Linked DNA regions of Homo sapiens: region 2 is linked to region 1. Evidence: chromatin contacts called from ENCODE Hi-C data. All regions are on one chromosome and are shown on one strand. The core of a region is the stretch at or near the end of the contact, and the rest is flanking DNA. Distances in the headings are between cores, read along the strand shown. Region 1 has its middle 87 kb from the start of LINC02104. Region 2 overlaps TTC33 (tetratricopeptide repeat domain 33).

Evidence for each region. Hi-C counts contacts between places; a loop is a spot of excess contacts on that map. Pooled maps may share reads with other maps.
Region 2: a map of naive thymus-derived CD4-positive, alpha-beta T cell shows a loop between it and region 1 (5-fold over the local background). The contact joins two enhancer-like sites. A Hi-C loop is called at or near these places in 7 of 168 maps with a recorded cell type or tissue (CD4-positive, alpha-beta T cell, CD8-positive, alpha-beta T cell, PC-9 and 3 more), 3 of 37 single-sample maps with no recorded cell type and 17 of 50 pooled maps.

Annotation. Positions count from the first base shown.
Region 1 is chr5:39,604,197-39,610,508 of GRCh38, reverse strand. No RefSeq gene overlaps it. Among named protein-coding and RNA genes, the nearest start is that of LINC02104, 87 kb to the right of the region's middle. RefSeq lists a silencer at 1,847-2,028. Within about 2 kb of position 4,133, at least 3 of the 41 ENCODE cell types and tissues checked have a DNase peak (open chromatin) inside an H3K27ac peak, as active enhancers do.
Region 2 is chr5:40,731,766-40,738,116 of GRCh38, reverse strand. All of the region lies in intron 2 of TTC33 (tetratricopeptide repeat domain 33), which reads left to right. It also overlaps a transcript of PTGER4 not described here. Among named protein-coding and RNA genes, the nearest start is that of TTC33, 21 kb to the left of the region's middle. Within about 2 kb of position 3,821, at least 4 of the 41 ENCODE cell types and tissues checked have a DNase peak (open chromatin) inside an H3K27ac peak, as active enhancers do.

The DNA of each region.
Region 1 (6,312 bases), core at 2,884-5,383:
CTTTCATGTGGAGCATTTTTTTATAAAAAAGAATAAAAGCTACTTTGGGAGGCCGAGGCGGGCGGATCACAAGATCAGGAGATCGAGACCATCCTGGCTAACACGGTGAAACCCCGTCTCTACTAAAAATACAAAAAAATTAGCCTGGCGTGGTGGCGGCCTCTTGTAGTCCTAGCTACTCCGGAGGCTGAGGCAGGAGAATGGAGAATGGCATGAACTTGGGAGGTGAAGCTTGCAGTGAGCCAAGATTGCGCCACTGCACTCCAGCCTGGACGACAGAGCGAGACTCCGTCTCAAAAAAAAAAAAAAAAAAAAAAAAAAAAAAAAGGAATAAAAGCTTTTAAATTCCCTTGAGGTTAGATAACTATCATCAGCAATAAGTATTGATCAGAATATATCCAAATTTGCTTTTGTAACTTATAAATTCTTCACAAGTTGACCCAAAACTTATTTCCTTCTCTGCTCCAGCAGCAAAGAACTACCCACCATTCCTCAAACGGTTTTTCCTGTCTAGGAGCTTTGCACATATCGCTCCCTCTGCCAAGCACGCCTACGATTGCATTTCTCTCTACTGTATAGACTATTCCCATTCTACACAGTGCAAGCCAAAAGTGCCCTCCTCTGTGAGACCTTTCTCAATTTAGTTGTTCTCCAATGTCCCGAGCATGTCCATATTCCTTAAGTCCTGCCTCTACCTCAAGAACTGTCATAATTCCAAGTCTCTCCAATGTCCGTGTGGTTGGTTGTATCATCCAACAAGCTAGTTTTATGCTTCTTTGACTTCCTAAACTCCAATCATATTCACATTTATTTTATATCATCCACCCTCATCCAGGGCAGCAACATTACTTGCTTCACCTCTGAAATCTTATATTCTAATATCTTCTTTCTGACTCTACTTCCTCCTCTCTCAATCCCAATGTAACAACATTTTAATCTCATTAAATGTTGACCTTCTGTGTTTGATTATTCTGTTAACACCATCCTGGCTATTGTCACATCCCATCCTTGCCAAGTGTCAACCCCATGGTGCAAATCTATAGGTATCTGAAGGTGCAAATCTGAAGGTATAGGCAAAAACATTTGCCTAAACCTTCAAATGCTTTTATTTAGACACGTTCACCCTACAAATTTTCAGCCAGTAATTCTGTAATTTGCCTCATTTTGTTGTAATATAATGTTGTGAGGATTTTAGGAGAAAAACCATAATTTTTTTTAACTTAGGATACTCTTACCTGCAAGCAATGAAAAATACAAGTGAAAAGCTTTGAATAAGAATGTTTACTATCTCTTATAACAAGAAGTCCAAAGGAATAGTGCTTCTAGGGTTGGTTAATCAATTGTTATCTTGGCTTGATTTGGGCTCATGCCTTCAATATTGCAAAGTGACTGCTACTGTTCTATGTATCACAAGCAGTTATGACAATATTCAGACAAAAAGACAGGAGTTTGCTCCTATTCATCTGTTTGAATAAGGTGAAAATCTCTTCCAAAATTCCTACAGGGCATTTCCCCTAGGGTTTCAGTGGCCAGGTTTGGATCATAAGCTCTTGATACAAATGCAAAGGAGGCTGAGAAAGCAAGGATCTAACATTTTTGTAGGATTTCGGCTTTGTCATTGATATAATTAATATTGATGCTTATAAATGTATAGTCTCCATCTAAACTGGCCCTTCAATGCTGCCTGACAGTAGTTCTGCTTGGCCCAGTGCTTCTAAAACTTTAATGAACATGCAAATCACCTGTGGATATTTAAAAATGCAGATTGGTAATCCCAGCACTTTGGGAGGCTGAGGCGGGCAGATCACGAGTTCAGGAGATCGAGCCCATCCTGGCTAACATGGTGAAACCCTGTCTCTACTAAAAAAATTAGCCGGGCATGGTGGTGGGTGCCTGTAGTCCCAGCTACTTGGGAGGCTGAAGCAGGAGAATGGCGTGAACCCGGGAGGCGGTGCTTGCAGTGAGCTGAGATCACACCACTGCACTCCAGCCTGGGCGACGGAGTGAGACTCCATCTCAAAAAAAAAAAAAAAATTAATAAATAAATGCAGATTGGATTCAGAAGGTCTGGGAGGGGGCCTGAGATCTGCATTTCTATCAAGCTACTACAAAGGGATGCCAAATTTACTTGACTGATAACCACACTTTCAGTTACAAGACTCTTTCCACTTCTACTTCAAATATTCTTCTTCACGCTCTACTAGCCTAGCATCATCCCCATTACTCTTAGGAAATGACCTCATTCCTTATTTCACAAAAAATTACAAAACAAAACAAAACAAAAAAACCTCATAAGACAGAGAACTCTCGATTTAAGAGGTAACACTTTATGAGCACCAAGAGAATTGGCCTTGTCATTAAACAGTTGAAGCTTCCAACTCCGGATATACCACTTACTCTCCTGCGATATTTCGCAATATCTTAACCTTTCTGAGTCCCAGTTTCTTAAGTTATAAAATGAAAATAGTAATGCCAAAATCTTGGTATTTTTGAGGATTAAGTGAGATCATGTAAATGTGTTCCATTTAAGTGTTTTTTTGTTTTTTGTTTTTGAGACAGAGTTTTGCTCTTGTTGCCCAGTCTGGCAATGGAGCAATCTCGGCTCGCTACATTCTCTGCCTCCTGGGTTCAAGCAATTCTTCTGCCTCAGCCTCCCGAGTAGCTGGGATTACCGGCATGCGCCACCACACCTGGCTAATTTTGTATTTTTAGTAGAGACAAGGTTTCTCCATGTTGGTCAGGCTGGTCTCGACCTCCCAACCTCAGGTGATCCTCCTGCCTCGGCCTCCCAAAGTGCTGGGATTACAGGTGTGAGCCATTTAAGTTTTTTAAGAATAAACAACAAAAACAACTAACACAAAAAAAGAACTGGAAGGATATTAAGTGATACATTATTTGACATCTGTTTTGACTGTAAAGGAAAACCTAAAATAAATTTTTCTCAAGCAAGTTAGTAACTCATTACTCTCTCACATTCAAGGGTTTGGAGACATCCTGTCAAGACTATCATGGCACTCCACAGTGCCAGGAACTCAGGCCAGGATTATTCTACCTACTAAGGATATATAATATGTTTCAAGCAGACTTGGAGATGGACTCAGTATTCTACTGGGCTTACTGTGAAATAGAATTAGATCTAACCTACATCTATCAGCTCACTTCACAAGGCTCCACTTTTCCTGATTGGCTGTGTTGTTCTAGGTCTCAGGAACCAGAATTGATTAAGAGTCTGTGACCAATTCAACCCAAAGGTAGGTTCCTTTTCCCAGTGCGTGTTTACTCTGATAAATGGATGCATTAGAGAATAGTACAAAGAAAATTTACAGAAAGTACTTATGAAGTGAATGATCCATCCTGCTCAACTTCTTTCTAATTGAAGGGATGCTAGGTCTGGATTTTGGGTGAAAGATTTTGACTTCATATCATGATAGCTCATGTCAGGTCTCTGGAGGTCAGATTGGAGTCCTTTCAGTTATACTGAAATCAAGTTTAACACTGGTGGTTTACGTATATATTTCAGTCCTATGTTCAGATTTCTCTCATTACTACTATATGCATTCTGTCTGCTTTGATAAGCATAGCCCATCCACTGTCTGGGGTTTGGAACTGAATTTGTGTCTGCAGCTTGGGATTATTTCCTCCCATTAAAATATGAATACCAACTTCAATAGCATTCTCTACGAGTACCCATAGACAAGAGAAAACAGCCAATAAAATGGTTTGAAAAGCTGAGAAACATTCCACTGACGTATATTATAACATATATATCCATATTAATAGAGGGAACTATCTATGAGACAAATGTATCAATCCACAACCAATTGAAAAATACAATAGTCCTTTACAATAGCTCATTTGAAGAGCATTACTCCTGTATTTATTCATCCCCCAAGGCTCCACAAACTCCAGGTTATAAAACTTTAAGAAGAAAATCAGACATTGGCAAACGTGATTAAATACATTTGTTTCTTTACTTGAAATATAGTGTTTTCTCACCATTTGTGTACTTAACATTTCGTGTTTCAGCTATTCATAAGCAACCCAGAAAGTCCATGGCATGCAGTGCTTTGTCATTTTGCTGAGGTAACCATTTGAATTTTGCTTTGGTGTGCCAAAATGAGTCACTGCCTGATACATAAACCTTTTGTGACCACCCAACATTCATTACAGTGTGACTCTGTTACATTTGACTCCTTGTCACCTACATAAACTGAAAATTTTGCATTAACATTATATTAAACAGTATCTGAACTTATCAGGAGCTTCTTTCAAATGCCTCTTAAAGTAAACATGAATTAAAAAATTATCACAGTCAACATTAAGTAAACAGTCAGGATGGAAGGAGATATTTAAATAATGTCAGATTTATGACATAGCAGGCAAAGCAAACAAAAACATACACTCCAGAGAATGAGAAGACAAGTCAGAGGCTGAAAGAAAATATTTGCAAAAGACATGTCTGATACAGGACTGTTTTCCAAAGTATATAATGAACTCTTAAAGCTCAACAATAAGAAAATGAACAACCCAATTATGAAATGGGCAGAAGCTGTGAACAGATACTTCACCAAAAAAAGATTCATGAATGGCCCAAAAACGCATATTAAAAGATGCTCATCATCATATGCCATTAGGGAATTAAATCAAAACTAAGTGAGATATCACTACACACTTATTAGAATGGTGAAAATCCAGAACACTGAAAACACCGAATGCTGATGAGGATGTGGAGCAACAGAAAGTATCATCTGTTGCTGGTGTGAATGCAAAATGACACAGCCATTTTGCAATATAGTTTGGCAGTTTCTTACAAAGCTAAGCATACTCTTACCATATAATTCAGCAGTTGTGCTCCTTGGCATTTACCCAAATCAGTTGAAAACATGTCTACACAAAAACCTACACACCGATATGTATAACAATTTTATTCATAATTGCCAAAACTCAGAAGCAACCAATGCTCTCTTCCTCAGGTGCTATGGTTTAAATGTGTCACCCAAAGTTCTTACGTTGAAAACTTAATCCAAAATGCAACAATATTGGGGGCTGGAGCCCAATAAGAGGCAATTATGACTCCTTCATAATGTTGTAATCACGGAGTGGGTTAGTTATCGCGAGAGTGTGCTTGTTCTTGCTCTTATGCTTTCTTGCCCTTCTGCCTTCTGCCCTGGGATGACTCAGCAAGAAGGCCGTCATCAGATGTGGTCCATCTACCTTGGACTTTCCAGCCTCCAGAACTACAAGAAATATAGATCTCTTTTTTTTTATAAACTGGCCAGTCTGCAGTTTTCCATTATGACAACACAAAACAGACTAAAACCATAGATGAATGAATAAATATACTTTACACATTTATTCATGTAAATATGAATAAATATTTATTTATTTATCCAATGTTCTGGATGTACATCAATCCTATAAAAGAAATGAGCTATCAAGCCATGAAAAGACATGGAGGAACCTCAAATGCATATTACTGAGTGAACAAAATCCACTCTGAAAAAGCTACATACTGTATGATTCCAACTATACGACATTCTGGAAAAAAACAAAACCATGGAGGTGGGAAAAAAGATCTGTGGTTGCTAAAGATTAGGAGAAGGAAGGCATAAATCAACAGGGTGCAAGGATTTTTAGGGCAGTGAAGCTCTTCTGTGTGGTACTACAATGGTGGATGCCTGTTATTATATGTTTGTCAAAACCCATAGCATGTGCAATAGCAAGAGGGAACTCTCATGTAAACACTAGGCTTTGAGTGATAATGATGTGAGAGTGTACAGTCACAGAGTAAGACAAATCTACCACTCTGGTGCAGGGTGTTGATATTCCGCGAGGCTGCGTATGGGGTGGGGTGAAGGACAGAGTGTATATGAGAACTCTCTGTACTTCCTGCTCAGTTTTCCTGTGAATCTAAAACAGCTGTAAAAATAAAGCCCACTTATAAAGACAGACGTGGAGAATTTATTCAAATTAATTTACAAGCACATTAAGAAATAGTTCCACAGTTTAGACTAGCAGTTACAAAGAAATCTTTAAATGGAAACTCCTTTATTTAGGGTGTGGCCATAGGAACAAATGCATTATTTTTTTAAAATAAAAAAGTATACTTTATGTAACCAGTTAATTGGCAACCCACTCTCTAGAAATGGGCCTGACAAGCTCAACGTGGAGGATGTATCAAGTAATGTGTTCCGTTGGCAAAATTATAGGTTCATTTACCAAAGGTTAACAACTATATTACAATGCCAAAAGTTTTGTTTCAATTAAAATAGTTGAATATTATTAATTCCATAAGTTGTCCACAAGTAAAAA
Region 2 (6,351 bases), core at 2,572-5,071, 1.1 Mb before region 1:
GTTAAATATATACTTTATTGTACAATCTCACAGTTTTATTCCTAGATACTAATTCAGAAGAAATGAAAACATTATATCCACACAAAGACTGTTCCAACAATGTCTCTAGCAGCTTTATTAATAGTGTCCATGAACTGGGACAACCTAAATGTTCATCAGCAGGTGAATGAATGAATAAATTGTGGTATATCCATACAATAGTATTCTCTTGAGCAGTAAAAAGAAATGATTGACATCTCAGAAACATGCTAAGGGAAAGAAGTCAGGAAGAGTACATACCGTCTGATTCCAATTTTATAAATCTGTCTAAAGACAAATTAATCCATAGTGACAGAAAAAATCAGTAGTTGTCTGGGGTCAGCAGTTGGGGTAGATTTCCCGAGAAAGGGGCACAGAAAACTTTTTGGATTGACAAAAATGTTCTTTATTGTGATGGTTGTGGTTGTATTTACATGAGTATATACATTTCTCAAAACTCATCAGAAAGTATGCTTCAAGTGGGTACGTTTTTTGATATATAAATCACACACCAGTAAATTTGATTAAAAAAACAAAGTTTTGAGTGCTTGTCAAATGTAAAATAATTCTATATTCGTTTCATATATCTTTATATGTGTTCATGATGTCTTTGTGTTCTGAATTTGCTGTTATATTGCAAGTTAATTGACAGATAATTTAGATTTCAGTAAAATTTTGAATCTGGATATTATGTATTTTCGGGTCTTGGTTATTTTATCACTCTGTCAGCCTTCTTTAGTAACTCTTGTGCATCACCTGTAGGATAGTAGCAGAAGTCCCCAGTCTTTTTTTTTTTTTTGAGGTGGAGCCTCACTCTGTTGCCCAGGCGGCTGGAGTGCAGTAGCACGATCTTGTCTCATTGCAATCTCCACTTTCCAGGTTCAAGTGATTCTTGTCCCTCAGCCTCCTGAGGAGCTGGGGCTACAGGTGTGCGCCACCATGCCTGGCTGATTTTTTGTATTTTTAGTAGAGATGGGGTTTTGCCATGTTGCCCAGGCTGATCTTGAACTCCTGGGCTCAGGCGATCTTCCTGCCTTGGCCTCCCAAAGTGCTGGGATTACAGGCCTGAGCCACCATGCTCAACCTTGAGTGGCTTTTAAATTCAGAAGTCTTACCTTAGAGTATTCATGATTCTTTTTAACAAAAATCTGGTTTACTCTTCTACCCAACCCCCAAGAAATTTTGGTGCTTAATAGAGATGGTATAGTGAGTATAGTGGTTAAGAGTGTAGATTTTGAAGTCAGATTACCTCCATTCAAATCCCAACTTTATCATTTCTATCTGCATAAACTTTGGGTAGTTATTTTTTGTCAATTTCTACCTCATAGGTCAAATGGTGATACATATCTTATAGAATTTTGGAGGATTAAAGAGCAAAGTCCATGTAAAAGCATGCTACCTAGCACCTAATAAGCACCAAGTGAATGTACTTTAGATATAATATTTTAGGATTTTATATGTTCTTGGTATATTTCCTGTAGTAGTAATATATATTTTTGTAAATTATTTTGTTCAAGTGGCTTTTTCTAGAATTATTACAAACTAGGTTATACCTTCTCAAGAGTCACGGTGTTAGTCCCAACTTTGACATCTTGGCTTTTAAAGTTTCAGCCACTAGATGGTGATATTTGACTGTCTAGCTAACTGGTCTGATTTTTCTGTTAGAATCAGTTGTATGTGTATGAAGCAGGAATATAAATTAGAATTTACCATGCATTTTGTTCTTGTCTAGGAAAGTATACCTACTAATGTAAATTTGAGGGTGATCTTGCTGTGTGACCCACATTCTGCAGATTACTCACATCAGTATATTTAATGACAGTGGTTTTGCCTCATGCTCTGTGGAAAAACATAGATACAGTCAGTGTAGAATGACTTTATTTTCTCACCAGCACATCTTCCAACCTTACTGTATTTGTGCCTATATGATCTGTCATCATTCCATTGTAATTATCAAAGGCCCACCACTCCACTTGTACTCTAGACCCCATCCCCTTGTGCCTTCTCAGGAACGTTGTTCTGAAATTGTCCTCTCATTTTTATATAATCTGTTTCTTCTTTTCTCTCGGTCCTTCTTGCTGGCATGCAAACATACCCTGATAACATCCATTTAAAAAGCTTCTCTCCAAATGCTCTGCCATTTCTCTGCTCCCACTGCACTACAAACTCCATTTCTTGATGAACCATCCAGTCATATTTCTGTCCCCATGAATCCACTGAAACTGCTTTTGTAAAGGTTATCAGTGACCTCCATGTTGTCAAATCCAGTCATCACTTCTCTGTTGTCATTTATTGTGCTTCTCATCATTCAGCACAGGTGACCACAGTCTTCCTAAATACACTGCTCTCTCATCTTCCACACCACCATGCTATCATGCTTGTCCTTGTCTCCATGTCCTCTCCTTTTTAATCTTTGCTTGCTCCTTTCCTTTTGCTCTCCAGATCAACAATCATCTGTGTTTGTGGAGCTGTTGCCAGCTTAACATAGACCTTGTATTTATTCTTCTTTCTTCATGGCTTACTTCTGTTTTTCCCTCACTCTTGATTGCGTGGGATCCTATCCACTCAATAAAGATTTAGCCAGTAAGCTTTGGCCTCAGGCTCTGTTTTCCAGGTAACCCAAATTATCCTGGATTTCTTTCTTTTTTTCACTCATACCAAGTCCAAGTTGAGCCAACTGTACATTTTCAGTGTGTTGTAAATCTTTTTTCCTCTTTCTGTTTTCACTTCTATCCTTATCTAGGGTTATCTCATACCTAAATTACTTTGGTTGTCTCATATCTAGCCTTCCTGTGTACATTTTTGTACCCTTACTGTCTATTCTTCTGGGTCTGACTGATCTTTTAAAAATGTAAATCAATAATTCATGTCTCACTGTTGTATAAAAACTCTGTGGATTCTTCATCACACATACAATTAAATCCACATGCATAACTATGGCTTATTGTATTCTCTGTGATCATGGCTTCGGCCCACCTCCCTGACCTCTGACTTCCTTTCCTCTGGTTTTATTTCCTTTCCACAAAACATGGTTTGGTCCTGCCCCAGGTTCTTCCCTTTGCCTGGAATGGACCTTCTCCAGATTTTCAGTTGTCTGACCACGTTTTGTCACTCAGGTCTCAGCTTGAATGCGTTCCTAGGAAGACCTTTCTTGACCGCCCATTCCGAATAGCCACTTGGTCACTCCCTATCACATTCCTCCATTTGTCTTTTATCACGGCACTTATATTTTAACTGTTTGTTATCTTTCTTTCCCTGTCCCCTTCTAACATGCATACACTTTAGAAAGTAAGATCTGGAAGAATAGTAGGGACCTTTTATATCTTGTTGGGTGCTGCATCCTTAGTACTTATTACTAGAATTCTACCTGTCCCAGGGTAGGTGCCCAGTAAATATTTATAAAGTGAATAAGCTGTTAACTATATAGCTCATTAAATTTAAAGCCACAGTAAATTAGAAGTCTAATTGGGAGTAAAGTAGCTAAACACATTGACATTTCTATTTGGTAAATGAGTGTGCTATCTAACTTATTTAGCTTGATCACCAGCTGTTCTTTACCTCAGTATAGGGCATTATCTCATCCTGCCCTGTTGTAGTCCATGGAACTATTCCCTTTGCTTCCTTCCTTGTGCTACTTCAGTTGCATACTGTTAAGATTGTCCTTAAACTGGCGGAATCAGACTTTGGTCATTTATTAACCACAGTGACTTTAAACCAAGTTTTTATCTTTTAATGCTTCCTATCCAACAGCTGCAGTAGGGCTGTGTCTGTTCAGTCTGTTCCAAACTGAAGTTGAATTAAGAGATATGCTGCAGAAATTATGAGAGACTATTGATTTGTTCAGTGCCAAGTTTCCTGTGATCTAAAAATGGAGGAACTAAGTGGTGCCACCCTTTGTTTGCAGGCCAACAGAAGTAAACCAAAGAGAAATGAGAAGGGGGAAGAATTGAATAAGTTGATGATAGTGAAGTAAATACCCACCATTTCTTGCTTTGTTTAGCATGGAAAACAGCTCACTTGTTCCTTTAAACCTTTATAGGCCTCGTTGGCAACAAAGCACATTTCATTGAGGGATGCCTCTGCTGGCAGCAATGGTTATGCTTTCAAAATAAAAGACAGTGCAGTTGAGAAGAGAGGACATTTTTCTTTTTTCTCAAATCTGTAAGCCTGTGTTTACACGTGTGTGTGTGTATGTCTGTTTGTATGTATATGCACACATGCATACCTGCCTAATAAAAAGAAAAAACTAGTGATGGTCATTGTCACCTTGAACCTCTTAGTTTATTTCGTACTTGGGACAACTTAAGCTTAGGAACATAAGCAGCTTTGTGGGGTTGGGGACGGGATAAGCCATCCTGTTCTCAGCAGTAGTGCTAGTGGTATTTTCAGCAAGACAGCTCTTTATTGTGCAGGCTTGCTCTTTGCCTTGAAGAATGTTAACATCCCTGACCCTCTGCCACTAGTTCCTCCAAGTCACAGTGATGACCACAAATGCCTTCTATGGGGTGATAACTTCCTCTGGTTGAGTTGGGCAGAAAATAGGACTGGAAGTAAAAAGTAAATTTGACAAATATGATAAGCTTTTAACAGTGGTTGGGCCAAGTAGATCTAGGGTTGGCAAACTTTATTTATAAAAACAACCTGTTTTTATAAATAAAGTTTTACTGGGACACAGCAATGCCCATTTTTTGAATGCATTGTTTATGGCTTATTTTGGGATACAGTAATAGAGTTGAATAGTTGTGATAGACTGTATGGTTCACAAAACCTAAAATGTTTACTATATGGACCTTTACTATGCCACCCCTTGCTCTAGAGACCAAAGACCTTCAGCCCCTTCCTCAAAAGCTGTCAAAGACTCCTGAAACCTCAAACATCCAGGTTCTTAAGGTCCCTCTGCTAAACGTAGAATTCTCATGTTTTTGTTTTTTTCTACCTATATTCACATTCCCCTAGTCTTGGGATTTCTTATAATTTCTATATATGAAATAATGAACGGAACAAAGTAAGAATTTACATTTTTACCACTTTTGTCTTAGGATAGAATTTGTTTTTATTACCATTTTTTTTTCCTGTGTGTTAAGAGCATGCTACATCTGTCCCCTCTTTTCTTGCTTTATATGCTGCTCTCTGCTGCCTTCAGGACTTGGAGAAGGTAGGACAAATGAGGTAGATAGAATCTGTTATATTAGGCCGGGCGCGGTGGCTCATGCCTATAATCCCAGCACTTTGGGAGGCCGAGGCGGGCAGATCAGTTGAGGTCAAGAGTTCAAGACCAGCCTGGCCAACATGGTGAAACCCCATCTCTACGAAAAAACAAAAATTAGCCAGGTGTGGTGGCATGTGCCTGTAGTCCCAGCCACTCGGGGGGCTGAGGCAGGAGAATCGCTTGAACCTGGGAGGTGGAGGTTGCAGTGAGCTGAGATCATGCCACTGTACTCCATGTACTCCAGCCTGGGTGACAGAGCAAGACTGTCTAAAAAAAAATCTGTTATATTAGTACCTTCTACATTCCCAGAAATGTTCTGGGTACTGTAGAGCATATAAACAAATCTACCCTTTGGTTCCTGAACTCATTAGAGAAGAGAAGACAAAAATACAAGGAGGAATTAGAGCAGAACTAAATGGGAGGCATACTTGATATAGTTACAGAAAGTATTGGTCTTGTATTTTTAAGAGCTAGCTTTAAATCCTGTCTTTTGCAGGACTTGGACAGTCCTTTAGCTGCTCTCAACCATTGGTTCCTCATCAATAAAGTGAGAACAAGTAATGCCAAACTTGAGGCTAGGCATGGTGGCTCACCCCTGTAATCTCAGCACTTGTGGAGGCCAAGGCAGGAGGATTGCTTGAGGCCAGAAGTTTGAGACCAGCCTGAGCAACATAGTGAGACCCTGTCTCTACAAAAATAAAAAAATAAAAAAATTAGCTGGCCATAGTGGCATATGCCTGTAGTCCTAGCTACTCAGTAGGCTGAGGTGGGAGGCCCTTGAGCCCAAGAGTTCAAGGCTGCAATGAGCTGTGATCATGCCAGTGCAACGGAGCAAGACTCTGTCTCTCAAAATAATTTTTAAAAAAGCAAATAACACCAAATTTATATTCACTTACTTTGAGTAGTAAGTGAATTAACTTTTTGGGAAAATAATTGTATGTTAAATAATTGTATTGAAAGTGCTTTGTAAAACATAAAATGCTTTGGAAATATAAGTGTTGCTATGTGGTCTGAAGTGGTACTCATAGTTAGTGGGCTAGAGCCACTGGAGGAGGTCTTCATGAAGAACGGAGCATTTTAACTTGGTCTTAGAGGAGGAGCCTTTGAATAGATGAAGAGGAGTA